Regions from separate parts of the Mus musculus genome. Here region 2 is linked to region 1. A link is a loop called in an ENCODE intact Hi-C map of the cell type or tissue named here. Cell type or tissue: left cerebral cortex. All regions are shown on one strand. Each heading gives the region's core, and the rest is flanking DNA. Links, peaks and the distances in the headings are about the cores only.

The links. Peaks named below come from ENCODE experiments on the same cell type or tissue, not always from the same donor. Only the 100,000 strongest peaks of a DNase experiment are listed, where the experiment ranks them.
Region 2: it touches region 1 in a loop (3-fold over the local background); 1 of 42 quality-filtered maps calls a loop at or near these places.

What each region holds. Positions count from the first base shown.
Region 1 is chrX:17,651,053-17,659,367 of GRCm38, forward strand. No RefSeq gene overlaps it. Among named protein-coding and RNA genes, the nearest start is that of Fundc1, 83 kb to the left of the region's middle. In left cerebral cortex, for the core only: no CTCF peak of the experiment used is centred there; a DNase peak (open chromatin) is centred at 4,628.
Region 2 is chrX:17,709,833-17,718,147 of GRCm38, forward strand. No RefSeq gene overlaps it. Among named protein-coding and RNA genes, the nearest start is that of Gm39498, 95 kb to the right of the region's middle. In left cerebral cortex, for the core only: no CTCF peak of the experiment used is centred there; DNase peaks (open chromatin) are centred at 4,150 and 4,952.

The sequences.
Region 1 (8,315 bases), core at 2,202-7,201:
TTTTGATAAACACCTCAGCCAACCATTCAAACAAACTTTTGAAACCTTTTTTAACTATGCGAGCTTCCGTATTAAACCTAGAATCTCTACTCAGAGGACCCATGTCAATAAACTCAGCCTGCTCTAGTTTTATGTTCCTTCCACCCTTATCCCACACCCTTAAAATCCATTCCCACACATATTCACCAGGTTTCTGCTTGAATGAATTAGCAAACTCATTAAGCTCCTTAGTAGTGTAGCGAATTTCCTCATGGACTACACTTTCTACCTCCCCTCTAGGAGCCTGTTTTGCTTTGAGTCTGGTTACAGGTCTAGAAGAAACTGTTGGTGGGCCTTGAGAAACATCAGTAGTGAAAGTCATTGCTGGTTTATCAGACTCTGCAAAATTAATTTCCTCATGTGGGGAAGGCATTATTTCAAGGGGTGGGGCTGAGGGTACTACTTCCTCAGGTGGGGCAAACCCTTGAGAATCTGAAGATTCAAAATTCTCAGCTTCAACATGGTCTTCCCACACATCCCCATCCCATGTTGTAGGATCCCATTCTTTGCCAATTAGAGCCCTTACTTTAACTGTCGACACACTCTGAGGCTGAGACTTGAATTTTCGCTGTAGTTCAGCCAACCTTACAATGAGAGTTTCTGTTTGATTTTCTGCAACTTGAGCTCTATTGCTACAAGAGAGAAGATTCTCCTCAAGGACACACTTAGCAACTTTTAGATCATTTACTTGTGCCTGGAGCCTTTCGATTTTATCACACAACTCCTTCCTTTCATTCATCATTTTTTCCACAGATACTAAGAGCAGCCAGCCAGTAAAATCATTTTCCGATTTTTTCCCCATCTTGTAGAAAGCTTTGTGCACTGAATCACCTAATTCATTAAGAAAATCAAGGTCATTAGCTTCTTTAAGTTCGGAATATAGTTTCAACCATGGGTCTTCAAAATTCTCTGAGCTTCCAGGAGGGAGAGAATCTGGAGAGGTTTCAATAGTTGAAAGTGCTGGTGGATCAACAAGCCAATTCCAGTATTTTAAAAGATTCATCCTTGTACTTCTGTTACTCTAGAACCACTCCTGGTACCAACTTCTGTATTAGTCAGGGTTCTCTAGAGTCACAGAACTTATGGGTAGTCTCTAGATAGTAAAGGAATTTATTGATGACTTACAGTTGGCAGCCCAATTCCCAACAATGGTTCAGTCGCAGCTGTGAATGGAAGTCCAAGGATCTAGCAGTTACTCAGTCTCACGCAGCAAGCAGGCGAAGGAGCAAGAGCAAGAGCAAGAGCAAGAGCTAGACTCCCTTCTTCCAATGTCCTTATATTGTCTCCAGCAGAAGGTGTAGCCCAGATTAAAGGTGTGTTCCTTAAACTCGGAGATTCAATCTTCTGGAATCCATAGCCACTATGGCTCAAGATCTTCAAACCAAGATCCAGATAAGGGTCTCCAAGCCTCCAGATAAGGGTCACTGGTGAGCCTTCCAATTCCGGATTGTAGTTCATTCCAAATATTGTCAAGTTGACAACCAGGAATAGCCACTACAGTCGTGGAATACTTTGGTTTCTCCATCTATGGTAATTGAGAGTTTGGCTGGGTATAGTAGCCTGGGCTGGAATTTGTGTTCTCTTAGTATCTGTATAACATCTGTCCAGGCTCTTCTGGCTTTCATAGTCTCTGGTGAAAAATCTGGTGTAATTCTGATAGGCTTGCCTTTATATGTTACTTGACCTTTTTCCCTTACTGCTTTTAGTATTCTGTCTTTATTTAGTGCATTTGATGTTCTGATTATTATGTGTCAGGAGGAATTTCTTTTCTGGTCCAGTCTATTTGGGGTTCTGTAGGCTTCTTGTATGTTCATGGGCATCTCTTTCTTTAGATTTGGGAAGTTTTCTTCAATAATTTTGTTGAAGATGTTTGCTGGTCCTTTGAGTTGAAAATCTTCATTCTCATCCACTCCTATTATCCGTAGGTTTGGTCTTCTCATTGTGTCCTGGATTTCCTGGATGTTTTGAGTTAGGATCTTTTTGCATTTTCCATTTTCTTTGATTGTTGTGCCGATGTTCTCTATGGAATCTTCTGCACCTGAGATTCTCTCTTCCATCTCTTGTATTCTGTTGCTGATGCTGGCATCTATGGTTCCAGATTTCTTTCCTAGGGTTTCTATCTCCAGTGTTGCCTCACTTTGGGTTTTCTTTATTGTGTCTACTTCCCTTTTTAGGTCTAGTATGGTTTTGTTCATTTCTTTCACCTGTTTGGATGTGTTTTCCTGTTTTTCTATAAGGACTTCTACCTGTTTGGTTGTGTTTTCCTGTTTTTCTTTAAGGACTTGTAACTCTTTAGCAGTGTTCTCCTGTATTTCCTTAAGTGAGTTATTAAATTCCTTCTTTATGTCCTCTACCATCATCATGAGAAATGCTTTTAAATCCAGGTCTACCTTTTCAGGTGTGTTAGGATGTCCTGGACTGGGCGAAGTAGGAGTGCTGGGTTCTGATGATGGTGAGTGGTCTTGGTTCCTGTTAGTAGGATTCTTACGTTTACCTTTCGCCATCTGGCAATCTCTGGAGTTAGTTGTTATAGTTGTCTTTGTTTAGAGATTGTTCCTCTGTTGCTTTTGTTACCCTCTATCAGCAGACGTGGGAGACTAGCTCTCTCCTCTGAGTTTCAGTGGTCAGAGCAGTCTCTGCAGGCAAGCTCTCCTCTTTCAGGGAAGGTGCACAGTTATCTGGTGTTTGGACCTCCTCCTGGCTGAAGATGAAGGCCCAAAACAGGATCTTTCCCAGAAGCTGTGTTGCTTTGGCCAGGAAGGTGGCCGGTTGTCTGGAGCCGAAGGTGGTGCCGCCTCAGAAGCTCTGTGGCTCTCACCAGGAAGGTGGCCGGTTGTCTGAAGCCGAAGATGGCGCCGCCTCAGAATGGCTCTTGCCTTTCCCAGAAACGGCTGGCCTCTGTATTCCACACCGTCACCCGTGCAGCCTGCCCTCCACGGAGTCCTGGAGCCAAGGAGACTCCCGCCGCCAGGGCCTGAGGCACAAACCTTTCGGGCTGGCGGATCCCTGTGCACTCACCAGGAAGGTGGCCGGTTGTCTGGAGCCGAAGATGGTGCCGCCTCAGAAGCTCTGTGGCTCTCGCCAGGAAGGTGGTCGGTTGTCTGCCAGTTTAAAATTTCAAAGGTAGATGATGTGTTGAGTGTAACAAGTGACTTATCTACTTATTTAATAATAGCTTTAAAATAAGATCTATAATTAGGTGTGTGATTCAGTGATATACCATTTGTCTAAAATGTGTGAGGCCCTCCATTTGCCTCAAAGCTGAAGATAGAAAAAAATATAAATATGATCTTACAGTATTGATCTTTTTTTTGAAGAGATATTCAATAGGATCCAGAATGTTGTTAACTTTAGCAATTTAAACTTGAATATAATCAATGAATTTGATATAATTTGGGCTGCAGACACTAACCTCTGACCTGCCATATACATATTCAGAATTAACCCTGCAATACAGGTAAACATTTAACTCTGAGGTTCTAAGTTGTAGGAATACATACTAAGAGTCTCTCCTCTTGGAATGCATAAGAAGCTTTTTGACCTTCACGTTGGAATTTATTGGTTTTGAATTTGTTTTTTTAACTTAGCTACATCTTTTTCATATTCAAATATTTATACTTTTCTAGTTTTAGCCCCTTCAGCATGTTCTCTGTGGTATTTGTTCTACCTCCTGCAGAGGCAACACCTGTTGATGACTTTGAAACTTTCATCACAATGCTGAGACAGAACAGGTTGTACTTTAACAGTAGGCATCATCTGTAGAGAGAAAATACTGGAGAGAAACTAATTTGGGGGCATTTGGGGAGCAAGGTAGAAACCCAGTGCAATGGAAACTCCATAGAATCTATGTGGTTGATACTAGCAAAGACTTTTCGTAATGGGAGACATGGAGCCTGAACCAGCCATCTTCTGTAATCAGGCAAGGCCTCAAGTGGAGGGATTTGGATGCCAACCCAGGCACAAAAACTCTGACTTACCATGTGTAATGCTTTCAGGTTGTACTGGGACAGAAGCCTAGCATAGTTGTCATCAGAGAGACTAGAGAGACTTCATCCAGCAACTAATAAGAACAGACACAGAGGCTGGTGAGATGGCTCAGTGGTTAAGAGCACCGACTGCTCTTCCAAAGGTCCTGAGTTCAAATCCCAGCAACCACATGGAGGCTCACAACCATCCATAACAAAAATCTGATGCCCTCTGCTGGAGTGTCTGAAGACAGCTACAGTGAACACACATTAAATAAATACATAAATAAATAAATAAATCTAAAAAAAAAACCCCAAAAAACAGACACAGAGTCCTGAAGCTAAACATTAGGAGGGGCTCTGAAAGTCCTGTGGAAGAGAGGAAGGAATGATTGGAGGAGCCAGATGGATCAAGGAATCCAAGAGAATATGGGGCCAATAGAACCAACTGACTGAAACCCAAGTGGGCTCACAGAGATCAGGGAGCATGTATGGGTCTGATCTACATTCTCTGCATATATCCTCTCCATATATATTATGATTATGTAGCTTGGTGCTCTTGTGGGATTCCTAACAGTGGGAGAGAGTGCTGTCTCGACTTTCTTTTTTGTCTGCCTTCCAGAAACTCCCTCCTACTGTGTTGCCTTGCCCAGCTTTGATGTGAGAATACATACCTGGTCTTACTGTGGCTTGAAATGCTTTATTTGGTTGATGTTGCTGGAAGGCTTGCTCTTTTCTCAAGGGAGGTGAAGGGCTAGTGGATTTAGATGGTAGGGGATGGGAAGGACTTAGGGGGAAATTCCATTGGCATATAATATGATAGAAGAAATAAAACTAGCCATTATCTAGGTTGTATTCTGGCAAGGAATCTGGCTGCATTCTGTTTCATGAGAATTTGGGTAAGACTGAATTCAAAAGCAGTAATAGCTTAATTTGTTTGGAAAAAGAAATTGCAAAGCAGGACAATATTGAGACTGGCTTTTGGTTATTGTTCACTGCTTTCATTCCTATCTATGGTGACAGAGTAATACATGGAGTACAAAGAAATAAAAAAAATGTGAATTTGGCTGAACAAAGATTTGTGAGAAAGCATTAAGCAGTAAAGAACAAGAGTGCGGAGTAGACACAGCTCTCCATACCAAGGTCTCAGTGGGAGTGAGCTAGTCTCCCAGGAGTACTGACACACCTGAGAGCATATGTGAGACCACCACTTCTGCTCAAATTCCTGGCCCAAGAGAGACCTGCCCAGAGCCATCAGTACACAGGAACCAAGGAACAACTTGGAATGGGATCCTTCCAGTTTTCATCTGCACACTAGAGCAGATCCTATGCTGCTGTAACTGTGATCTAAAGGGACCTCAGGCTACATCCTGAGGTGACAGCAGAATTTGCAGTCATGAAAGAGGCAAAGCAGAGGGAAACTCAGGAATGGCAGCATTTCTCAGAAGGCACGGAAACAAGAAAGAGATGCTTCTTTAGGAGTATGTCCCCCAAGAGTCAAATTTCAAAATTCTGGTCTCCAATATGGTGAGAGAAGCAATTTCTTTCATTTAAGCAATCAAGTCAGTAGTAATCTATTAAAGGAGACTTAGTAAGCTAGCAGATAAAGGTATATTCATAGCCCATAGTGATAGATAGAGCAGGTCTTTATATATTCACACACACACACACACATACACACACACACACACACACACACACACACAGCATTTGGGAGGCTGCAGCAGGTGGATCTCTGTAAGCTCAAGGCCACTCTGATCTACATTGTGAGTTTTAGGTCAACCGGGACAACATTGTCTTTCTTCTTTCTCTCTTTCTTCCTTTCTTCCTTTCTTCCTTCCTTCCTTCCTTCCTTCCTTTCTTCCTTCCTCTCTTTCTTTCTTCCTTCCTTCCTCTCTTTCTTTCTTTCTTTCTTTCTTTCTTTCTTTCTTTCTTTCTTTCTTTCTTTCTTCTTTCTTCCTTCCTTCCTTCCTTTCTGTCTTTCTGTCTTTCTTTCCTTCTCTCTCTCCTCTCCCACACATCATACATATAAAACACATATACATATATACATACATACATACATACATACATACACATGTGTCATGATTAGTCTCAATACTCACTAAAATTGACTAAAAAACAATTGTCTGTGAAATCATTTATAAAACAACTCTCATGGCCAGAGGAGAAAATCTCATGGGAACTTGTAGTACAAAAATGTAAAAATAAAAACAAACAACAACAAAACTCAACGCACATATATAAAATGCATTGCCTTTGGTTTTATAGCACTTTCTTGAGAAATGATTGAAACCATAAATTGTGTTCAAAAGAAATGTCTATAAAGAACACTGAATGTCTAAATGTCTAAATCCACTGGAGTTAGACAACAAAAACAATGATGGTTGGTCAGTAGTTTATTACCAACTCCAGTCTTATCATTACTGGAATTCCTGTTGCCAACTTCGAGCCTTGACCTTTTCATGCTGGTGGACATACTTTTTGATCCCCAAATTGCTGAGTCCACTGAAACTGATCCACGTAGTCTTTAGTACTCCTTTAGTGTTCTGCAATAGGGTACCCAGATTTTTCTGAAATAGACAAGAGCCATAACTCTTTCATAGATTAAGACCCTGATGGTCAGAGAGGAATAAGGTCTAGGGTTGCCAGATTTAGCACATGCACACACAGGACATTCAGTTAAATTTCAACCTCAACTAAAAAGTGAAAAATAAATTCATAAGTATGTCTGATGTAGCATGTAGAACATTTTGCTAAATAGTATTTGTTATTTATATTAATTCAAATTTAATAGGCTATTTAAAGAGATAATCTAACAACTCTAATGAGGAACAATTTCTATTAAAACTCACACTTTAGTGAGTAGATGGTTGGGCAGATGCCAAATAAAATAAGTACACAATTGATTGTCGAATGAGCCACAGGCTGTCTTAAGAGTGATGCCATTCCATATTAAAGGCTCACTGAGACAGGAGTTAGCTTTACTTGGCATAAGTGATAAAAGATTGGGGAGACTGGAAAGAGATAAAGAACATCTTCAGCAGAGATGAAGAAAGGTGATACAGAGATGTTCAGATGGTGATGCTAACCTGAGCTGGGTAGGAAAGCAGGTCTAAGTACTGAGAATTAGCAAATGGCCTCAAAGATGACAGACAAAGAGTGGAGAGGGGTCAACCACTGATAAAGATGGTGACTATAGGCTTAGGCAGCTAATAGACTAAAGTGATTAAGTTTGTCTTTATCACACAGCACCACTATCACTCCACTCTTTTTTTTCTTTTGTAGTAGTAGTAGTAGTAACTATTTTCTATTAATTGATTCATTAATTAATTCACTTTACATTCTGATCACTGCCCCCCTCCTTCTGGTGCTCCCTCACACAGCTCCTTCCCATCCCCTTCTCCTCTGAGAGGGTGGAGCCCCTCAACCCCCAGGTCCCCCTGCCCTTGTACTTCAAGTCTCTGCAAGGCTAGGCACATCCTCTTCCACTTAAGCCAGACAAGGCAGCTCAGTTAGAAGAATGGGAATTGGATCCACAGACAGGCAACAGCTTTAGGTACAGCCCCCACCCCAATTGTTGTGGGACCCATATGAAGACTGCTACATATGTGCATGGGGTGGGGGTGGGAGTGGGGTGGGGCTATGTAAGCTTCCAGCCTGTGTAAGCTTTAAGCTTTTTGTTTGGTAGTTCAGTCTCTGAGAGCCTCCAAGGGTCCATTATGCATAATATGTACTCACAAGTGGATATTAGTCACAAAATACAGGATACCCTTCCTATACTCCATAGACCTAAAGAAGCTAAACAAGAAAGAAGGCCCAAATGAGGATGCTTGAATCTCACTTGGAGGGGGGAATAAAATAGTCTTAGGCAGATGGAGGGAGGGAACTGAGTGGAAGAGGGAATGGGGAGGGGAATGTGGGGGTTCAGGTTCAAGTGTGGAGAGATAGGAGAGAGTGCCAAAGAAATCTGCAGCTGTCAGGGATTGGGTGGGGCCAGGGGGTGCTCTTGCCTTGGCTTAGAGAGGGATTCTGAATAAACAGGAATCTGGGACAGTGAAAACAAAGGACTTGAGGCCAAACTGTGGTTCCAAGCTAGTGGCCTATCTGTTCAAGATAGCTCTTAAGACAGTTCACTGTAGATAGTACTTGGCTCTGTAGTCAGCTCAAGACAGCTTTTCAGATAGTTCTCTCTTTGTGTTGTGTTCTCATCTAGACAGCTGTTTTTGCTATTCTAAAAAACGTTCTGGTTGAAACAACTAGCTTACTGCTTGAGACACCTCTCTTTGCTAGTTAAAAATTTAAAAGCTC
Region 2 (8,315 bases), core at 2,173-7,172, 59 kb after region 1:
CATAGATGGAAAAAAAGAGGGTTGTATAAACAGAAAAAACCCATACAATGTATTAGATTCTAATATTAACAGGAACATAAGAGAAAGAAATCAGAAGATATGAGTACTACAGGGTTTTTAAAACACTGAGAAATCACTTATTTAATTGACCCAAGAATACCAGTCTCTAGAGATTTTGTAAGTGTGAACATAATTTTTCCTGGGTAGTTTCAGTCAGCTTGTGTTTTCTTGCTAAGTTCTAATCTTACTTGACATAATCTTCTTCATTGGATATGCTATTTTCTATCCTGTTTTTCTGTTACGTTTGATTCTCCCTTAATCGTTATTAAAGTAGGAAAGAATTTTTGATCTTCTTGTTCATGTGCTTCTTCCATCTGATTCTCCTTTCTCTGAATAAACACCTTGATTCCTGAGCAGATCTTCCACATTTTTTCTTTTATTTTTTTTATTAGATATTTTCTTTATTTACATTTTAAATGCAATCCACAAAGTTCCCTGTAACCTCCCTCCTCCCTGCTCCCCTACCCACCCACTCCTACTTCTTGGCCCTGGAGTTCCCCTGTACTGGGGCATATAAAGTTTGCAAGCCCAAGGGGCTTCTCTTCCCAATGATGGTCAACTAGGCCATCTTCTGCTACATATGTAGCTAGAGACAGGAGCTTTGGGGATACTGGTTAGTTCATAATGTTGTTCTACCTATAGGGTTGCAGACCCCTTCAGCTCCTTGGGTACTTTCTCTAGCTCCTCCACTGGGGGCCCTGTGTTCCATCCAGTAGATGACTGTGAGAATCCACTTCTGTATTTGCCAGGCAATGGCATAGCCTCACAGGAGGCAGCTATATCAGGGTCCTTTCAGCAAAATCGTGCTGGCATATGCAAGAGTTACTGCATTTGGTGGCTGATTATGGGATGGATCCCAGGGTGGGGTAGTCTCTGGATGGTCCATCCTTTCGTCTTAGCTCCAAACTTTGTCTCTGTAACTCCTTCCACAGGTATTTTGTTCCCTATTCTAAGGAGGAATGAAGTGTCCACACGTTGGTCTTCCCTCTTCTTGATTTTCTTGTGTTTTGCAAATTGTATCTTGGGTATTCTAAGTTTCTGGGCTAATATCCACTTATCAGTGAGTGCATATCAAGTGACTTCTTGTGTGATTGGGTTACCCCACTCAGGATGGGAAAAAGCCTCGAAGATATGGGCACAGGGGAAAGATTCCTAAACAACAGCAATGGTTTGTGCTGTAAGATCAAAAATTGGCAAATGGGACCTCATAAAATTGCAAAGCTTCTGTAAGGCAAAAGACACTGTCAATAAGACAAAAAGGCCACCAACACATTGGGAAAGGATTTTTACCAATCCTAAATCTGACAGGGGACTAATGCCCAATATATACAAAGAGCTCAAGAAGCTGGATCCCAGAAAATCAAATAACCCCATTAAAAAATGGGGCTCAGAGCTAAACAAAGAATTCTCATCTGAGGAATACCGAATGGCTGAGAAGCACCTGAAAAAATGTTCAACATCCTTAATCATCAGGGAAATGCAAATCAAAACAACCCTGAGATTCCACCTCACACCAGTCAGAATGGCTAAGATCAAAAATTCAGGTGACAGCAGATGCTTTCGAGGATATGGAGAAAGAGGAGCACTCCTCCTTTGCTAGTGGGATTGTAAGCTGGTACAACCACTCTGGAAATCAGTCTGGCAGTTCTTCAGAAAATTGGACGTAGTACTATCAGAAGATCCAGCAATACCTCTCCTGGGCATATACCCAGAAGATGTTCCAACTAGTAATAAGGACACGTGCTCCACTATGTTCATAGCAGCCTTGTTTATAATAGCCAGAAGCTGGAAAAAACCCAGATGACCACATTATTTTCTAAGAAAGGGTGTGGTGTGTTGGTGATACACTGGTATAAATCTTTGTTTATACATTTTCTTTTGTATCACTTTTCATTGTAGATTGTTTAGCTGAAGACTGGATTCCTTTGTTTACATGAGGCAAAGAATTAGCGTTGTCAAGTTGCAAATAAAACCAGGGTCTTGAAGTAATGAGCCATTGGCAATAGCTGGTAAAACAAAAACAAAACAGAAAAACTTACTGGCTAGCATAAGCTAACAATAAAGAATCTCTTCCTCTCTACCTCCCTCCCTTCTTTTTTTTTTTTTTCCTCTTTTCTCATCACTTCCTTTGCTTGGCTTCTGGGCAGAAAAAAGTATATTCCTTTGAAAAATGTATAACCATATACTAAACTACACCATCTACTCATGCCAGTGATCGTTAAATGAATTAACATAAAAATTCTGTCCAGATTCTGTTGCCCAGCAGAAACAAATGTAGAAGTGCTTTGGAGAGCATGGTCAGAGTCTGACATGCCCAAGACTGCACAGGGAAGGCTCTAAGTCACAAAGTCTAACAGAAGGTTCCACTATGAATCAGAGTGGCCCCATAAACTGTAAATCTACTATCTCCAAGTTCTTCTTATGATAGAGCATCCTATTGAAAACGATAAAATAAGTAAGCAAGCTTAGAATTAGTAAAGACACAAAGGGAACATTTTCATCCATAAGAATGTGTCAGTATTTTAAAAATTAACACACAAATATTGAGCTCAGCTGATCTCTTGGAAATTAAATGTATAAATATTGAAATCTAAAACTCAGTGGACTTTTAAATCACATTTAACACTGCAGAGGAGAATTACTGAACTGGAGAATATATTTGATGAATGTACTTAAAATGCACCACAGCAAGATCAAAAAATGGGATATATGAATTATGGAGCATATAAAAAAGAGCTGGTGAGATATCAGGGAGAGAATGAGATAGTCACATATATCTGTGGCAGCAACTCCCTAGGGAGATGCTAGAAAGATTACAGGGATGGTGGGATGACAGAAAATCAATATTTTCAGACATAATGGCTGACAGTTTTTTCTGTATTGATTAAAGTCATAAATTACAGCTTTAAGAAACATATCCATGCCAAGAAGGAGAAATAAAAAGAAATCAAAACATAAATATATTTACATTGTAAAAAATTTGAAATACCAAAATCAAATAGCAAATATTAAAATCCATTAGGGAGAAATGACAGAGTACCATAGAAAGCAGCGACAGATAAATTGAAAGGAGACACAACAACATTAAAGGCCAAAAAGGAAATGATATTATTATAGGGCTGAGAGACAATAACTGTTTGCTTGGATTTAATTTCAATGGCTATGGGCTGATTATGTCTCTAAGCACATGTGCTACAGAGGTTATCCCTGATGTGGGAGTATTGGGAGAGGAGGCCTGCTGTGGGATGTTCAGGTCAGGAGGTGCCACTCACATGAATGGATTAATGCTGGTTACAGAGAGCTAGAGGCTGTGAGTCTGATCTTTTTTTCCCTGTCGTTGCCCTTCTACCACCTTTGCTTTGTTTTAATTCATTAAGAAAGCCTTCATCAAAGGCTGACATTTTGATTTTACATACCCCAGCCTCCTGAACTATACACCAAATGCATTTCTTTTCTTTATTAATTACCTAGTCTCCAGCATTCAGTTATAGCAGCACAAACTGTTACACCAGCTAACCATCGTTGAATGAAAATCAAATAATGACATTTTCTGAAGTCAGAGAGAGTGTATACAAACAGAACCACACTAAAAACAAAGCAACCTCAAATGCTATTACAGATGAAAAGAGATATTACATATGCAAAGGGGTCAAATCATGAAGAGAAATTCTAAATACACGTGCAATAACTAGCACTTTTAAAATACATAGAATAAAACAAGAAAAATGAAGGAAAAATAGGAACATTCACAGTTAATAAAGATTTCAGAGATTTTGAAAAAAGTAATCTCATTATTCCTTCATCAAAGATTAACAGAATAAGTAGACAGAAAATCAGTAATGCTATAGAATACTTAAGTGCTACTAACCAAATTCACATAACTGACATTTATAGAGACTTCATTATAACAACACATGGGAGCTGGAAAGTTGATTTCAAGGAAAATAGTGTTTGCCACCAAGCTTGACCATATGAGTTCAGTGTTATATAAATGATACAATAGCAGAATAAGTGTGTCTAAAAATGATTAAACTGTGGGCTGATCGTAAGGGCGCTTGTTGCCAAGCATGATGACTCACAAGGTAGAAGGAGAAAACCAGCTCCCAGAATTGTCCTCTGACTTTCATACACATGCCCTATTGTCCCATCCCACACACACATATACATACACACACCAAATAAATAAATAAATAAATGTTAAAAAAATAAAAGTATTAAATGAGTGAAACAGCCAGACAGAAAAGAGCATAATCTGTATGGTTTCACTTGTACAAAATTCAGAACAGTCAAACGTAATATATACTGACAGAAAATGAGACAAGCTTTACCTGAATTTAAGAGGAGAGAATTGTTAAGGGCCATCAAATTGTACACTTAAAATACATACATTGTATTGTAAATTATACCCTAATAGATTGAAAACAAAAACAATATAAGTCAAGAAACACATGTACTATGGATCTGTTACTTATCAAATTGCCAAAGCTGTAGTATATATCTCCCAGTACAGCTGTCCTCAGAGTCTATGGATGTTGGCTCCAAGTGCCTTCACATGTACTAGTATCTGATAGTGCTGGAGTCCCTTATTCAAAATGGCATAGTATTTGCATCTAGCTAATGAATATCCTCTTGCATATTTGAAATCATCTATAGATTACTCACAATACTGTTGTGATTTGAATGTGAAATGCTTTGTTTAGGTCAATGCATTTGAACATGTGGTGCTGTATAAGAAGACTAGGAAATCTTGAGGTGGTGGAGTTTTGCAGTGGAAAGTCACTGGGGGATAGCCTGTGAAGTCTGATAACCTGGCCACACTTCACTTTTTCTATTTTCTGGTTGGAGATAAAATGCGACCAGCCAGCTTCCTACTGTTGCAATCATGCCTTCTCTGCCTGTTGCCATGCCTCCCTCATAACTGCATGAAAGACTCTATTCTATAACTATAAGCCAAAATAGATCCTTTATTCTCCAAGTTGTTTTGGCATCCAGCATGTTTTATCACAGCAACAGAGGAGAAACTAAGACAGATACCTACCATAATGTAAATGGTACACAATCAATTGTTAAACTGTCTTGTTTAGGGAATAACAACAAACAAAACCTCTGTACAGGAACAAGCATTGCCATAATTATATTTTGATATGCGGTTGGTTGAGCTGGCAGTTGCCTAGATGTGAAACCAATAGATATCTGGCTACCTTTCCTTTCTCACATGGTCATTTTGGGTTGGGCTATAAAAAAGAATTCTCTGTGAGATTGGGAAGACGACAGAGAAATCCCAGATGCTTTGTAATTCAGATGTGTTGTTACTTCTAGTTCAACTTGTTGGTCTGAATCAGTTGTTATGACAGCTCCAACAAGGTTAAAGGCAACCGAACTAACATGCATATCAGTCCATCCACACAGGCTCTACCTGACTCTTGTGGTCTCCAACTTGTCTTGTCCATGTTCTCTTCTAATTTACTTCCATCTTTTTTTTCCCAATTTCTTGCCCCTTTAGACTTGAATCTTCTGCCCCAGATGTGAGGGTGACCTCATCACAGAGATACCTTTACTAGCTACTACAATTACCTAAATGTAAATACTTAAACAGATCCATATATGGCCATGTACTAATTTCTGGTGGTTCTGTTTCTCCAATTGAACACTGGCTGATAAAGCTCCTTTAGGAAGATGCTATTTTGTATAAAATGCTCCAGAGGGGTCAAATAATAATATCATTATACATTTTATTAAATAAAATAAAAAATAAATGAAATATCTAAAAACTGGTCATTAATAAAATCATTATTTATTTTACTCTACTTGAACTCTTCTCCCCCGACATACTGATTGGTTATTAACAATGAGGGAAACTGTTGAGCAAGAAAAAGGAGACTATGACATCAATAGTGAAAGTCATAGCTACTGGGGGATCTGAGTTACCTAGTACTTCAGACTCAAAGAGAAAGAAAACAAGTCTATGTGGCTAACATATACAAGCTTATTTGCATTAAAATGCAGAAAAAAACTATTGTAACCCTGAGGCCAGATTTTTCCCTGTCCAATTATATTAAAATGTTAGTGCAGCAGTTGCCCTGTGATTGGACAGAGAATAAGAGGCAGAACTAAGAGTTGCACAGACAGCATCTCAGGAGATGGGGGGAAGTCAAGATGGAGGCAGACGGACAGGAAGAAGAACCTGAACCATCATGGCTTTAAATAGCCACAGGTAGTTATGATATCATAAAGGTTAGAATAATTAGGATAATTTGTCTAATCTAGGTGGATAGCTTTTATCATTATCAATTGGTTCTGAAATTATTGTGTTGGCATTTTGTGAATTGAGAATTTATTGATATATAAATCTGACTTGTTAATTATAAGCTTCAAGAGTTTTGATTTACTGGGTTATTAAAATGTGGGATCGCTGACTAGAGGGGTTTATGGCTCCAGAGACAAGTGAACCGGAGCTGGGAACACTGTGATCGGTAGCTGCAGGGGCTAACTAGAGACAGAACTGGTGGGACTGTACCGGGGCAGAGAGTTGTGGAGGCTGACCGCTGGGTGGATGGTTATGGTCCTTGCGTGAGGCTGGAGTTTCAGTGAAGGGAACTTGGGAGCTCCTGCCCTGCTGGAGAGTTGGAAGGCAGAGAGTAAACTGGTGGGACAGCACTGGGACAGAGAGTGGCCAGAAGTAATGGGAAGCCTGCTGGTTCCTTTTTAATATTTCCAGCAACACAACCCTCATTTCTATAACATGGCATGTGGTCATAGTTGGTATTATAACGACAATTTTTTACTACCCACTCTACATTCTCTTAGCCTTGAGCAAGCGCTTCAGTTGGTTCTTTACCTTGTGTTTCTTATAGTTGTCCAAAGCTGTGTATGCTGAGATCTATTACAAAGATCCCTGGCCATCAAGAACAGAACTAACAATATCGACAAAAATTTCAGTCTGTAAGTTCCAGCTTGGGTTTGTAGGTTCCATTTGATCTTTACATTCCTCCCCTTTCCATCCATCCTTCCTTCATACTGCCTGTCCTATGGACTTTAATTTCCAGCATGAACCCTCACAGGAGATTACCCAGCTCCTACAAGTGTATAAAGTTCAATGCCAGTAACAAAATTTTCTGTTTTAGTGTCTTGCTTCTCTGCTTAAACTCCAACTCTTGCAAAAGAACATTACAGATACTCCTTTTAAACTGAAGAACAAGAAAGGAATCCCATGGCTACTATTATAATGTATCACTGGCTCTTGCCAGTGAATTAAGAAAAGAAAGATAACTAGAATAGATAAGAAACCAGTCTGTTTTATTATTTGCAGGTGATGTGATTATCTTTACGTAATTGGCAAACTATTAGAAGCAAAGAGATTTTTCAGCCAAATTGTTGGATGTAAAAGTTGAACAGAACCAATTGTCTTTCTCTATAAGAGCAATGAAAAGTGATAAAATTCAGCTTAAAAAATGATCACATTAAAAATAATAATAGGAGCTGAGGGTTGTTGTAATAAATCTAGCAAAAATGTATAGAACATTCATAAAGAAAATTATACACTTTATTAAAGATATAAAAATGACAAGTAAGTGTGAATATATGCCACATTTGTAGGTGGGAATTCTCAACATCAAAAAGCTATAAAGTTTTCTGAAATTGATCTATAAATTCAATGTAATTTTACAAGAACCTTTTAGGGAACTTGACACTATCATATTTAAATTCATAAGGAAGGTATAGGACCAAGAACAGCCAACGCATTATGAAAGAAAACAATCAACATTTGTTTAAAGGCTATAATAAAGCTGTAGTAATTAAAAATATTGGGTTTTTTTTTCAGTAAAAAGCAAGAGAGATAACTCAGATTTACTTCCTGATCTTCCAGAGAACCTGAGTTCACTTTCTATCCCCTACATGGCTATATTGCTATAATGACTATATTGCTATATATATAATGGCTATATTGCTATAATTAGCCCACATTGACTAAAAATGCTAGCTCCAACGGATCTAATGCCTTCTTGTGACCTCTGCACATACATAGCATATACTCTATTCTCACACACAGACATTTTAATCTTGAATGAATATATATTCAAAGAATGTAGGAATAAAATAAGTAAATTCAAAACCAGATCACATATTTTTAAATTTTTGGAATTTTATCAAAGTGCCATTGTAGTGTGACATGCATCATTAATCCCAGCACTCAAGAATCAGAGGCAGGCAGATGACTGTGAGTTCAAGGCCACCCTTGTCTACATAGTGAGTTC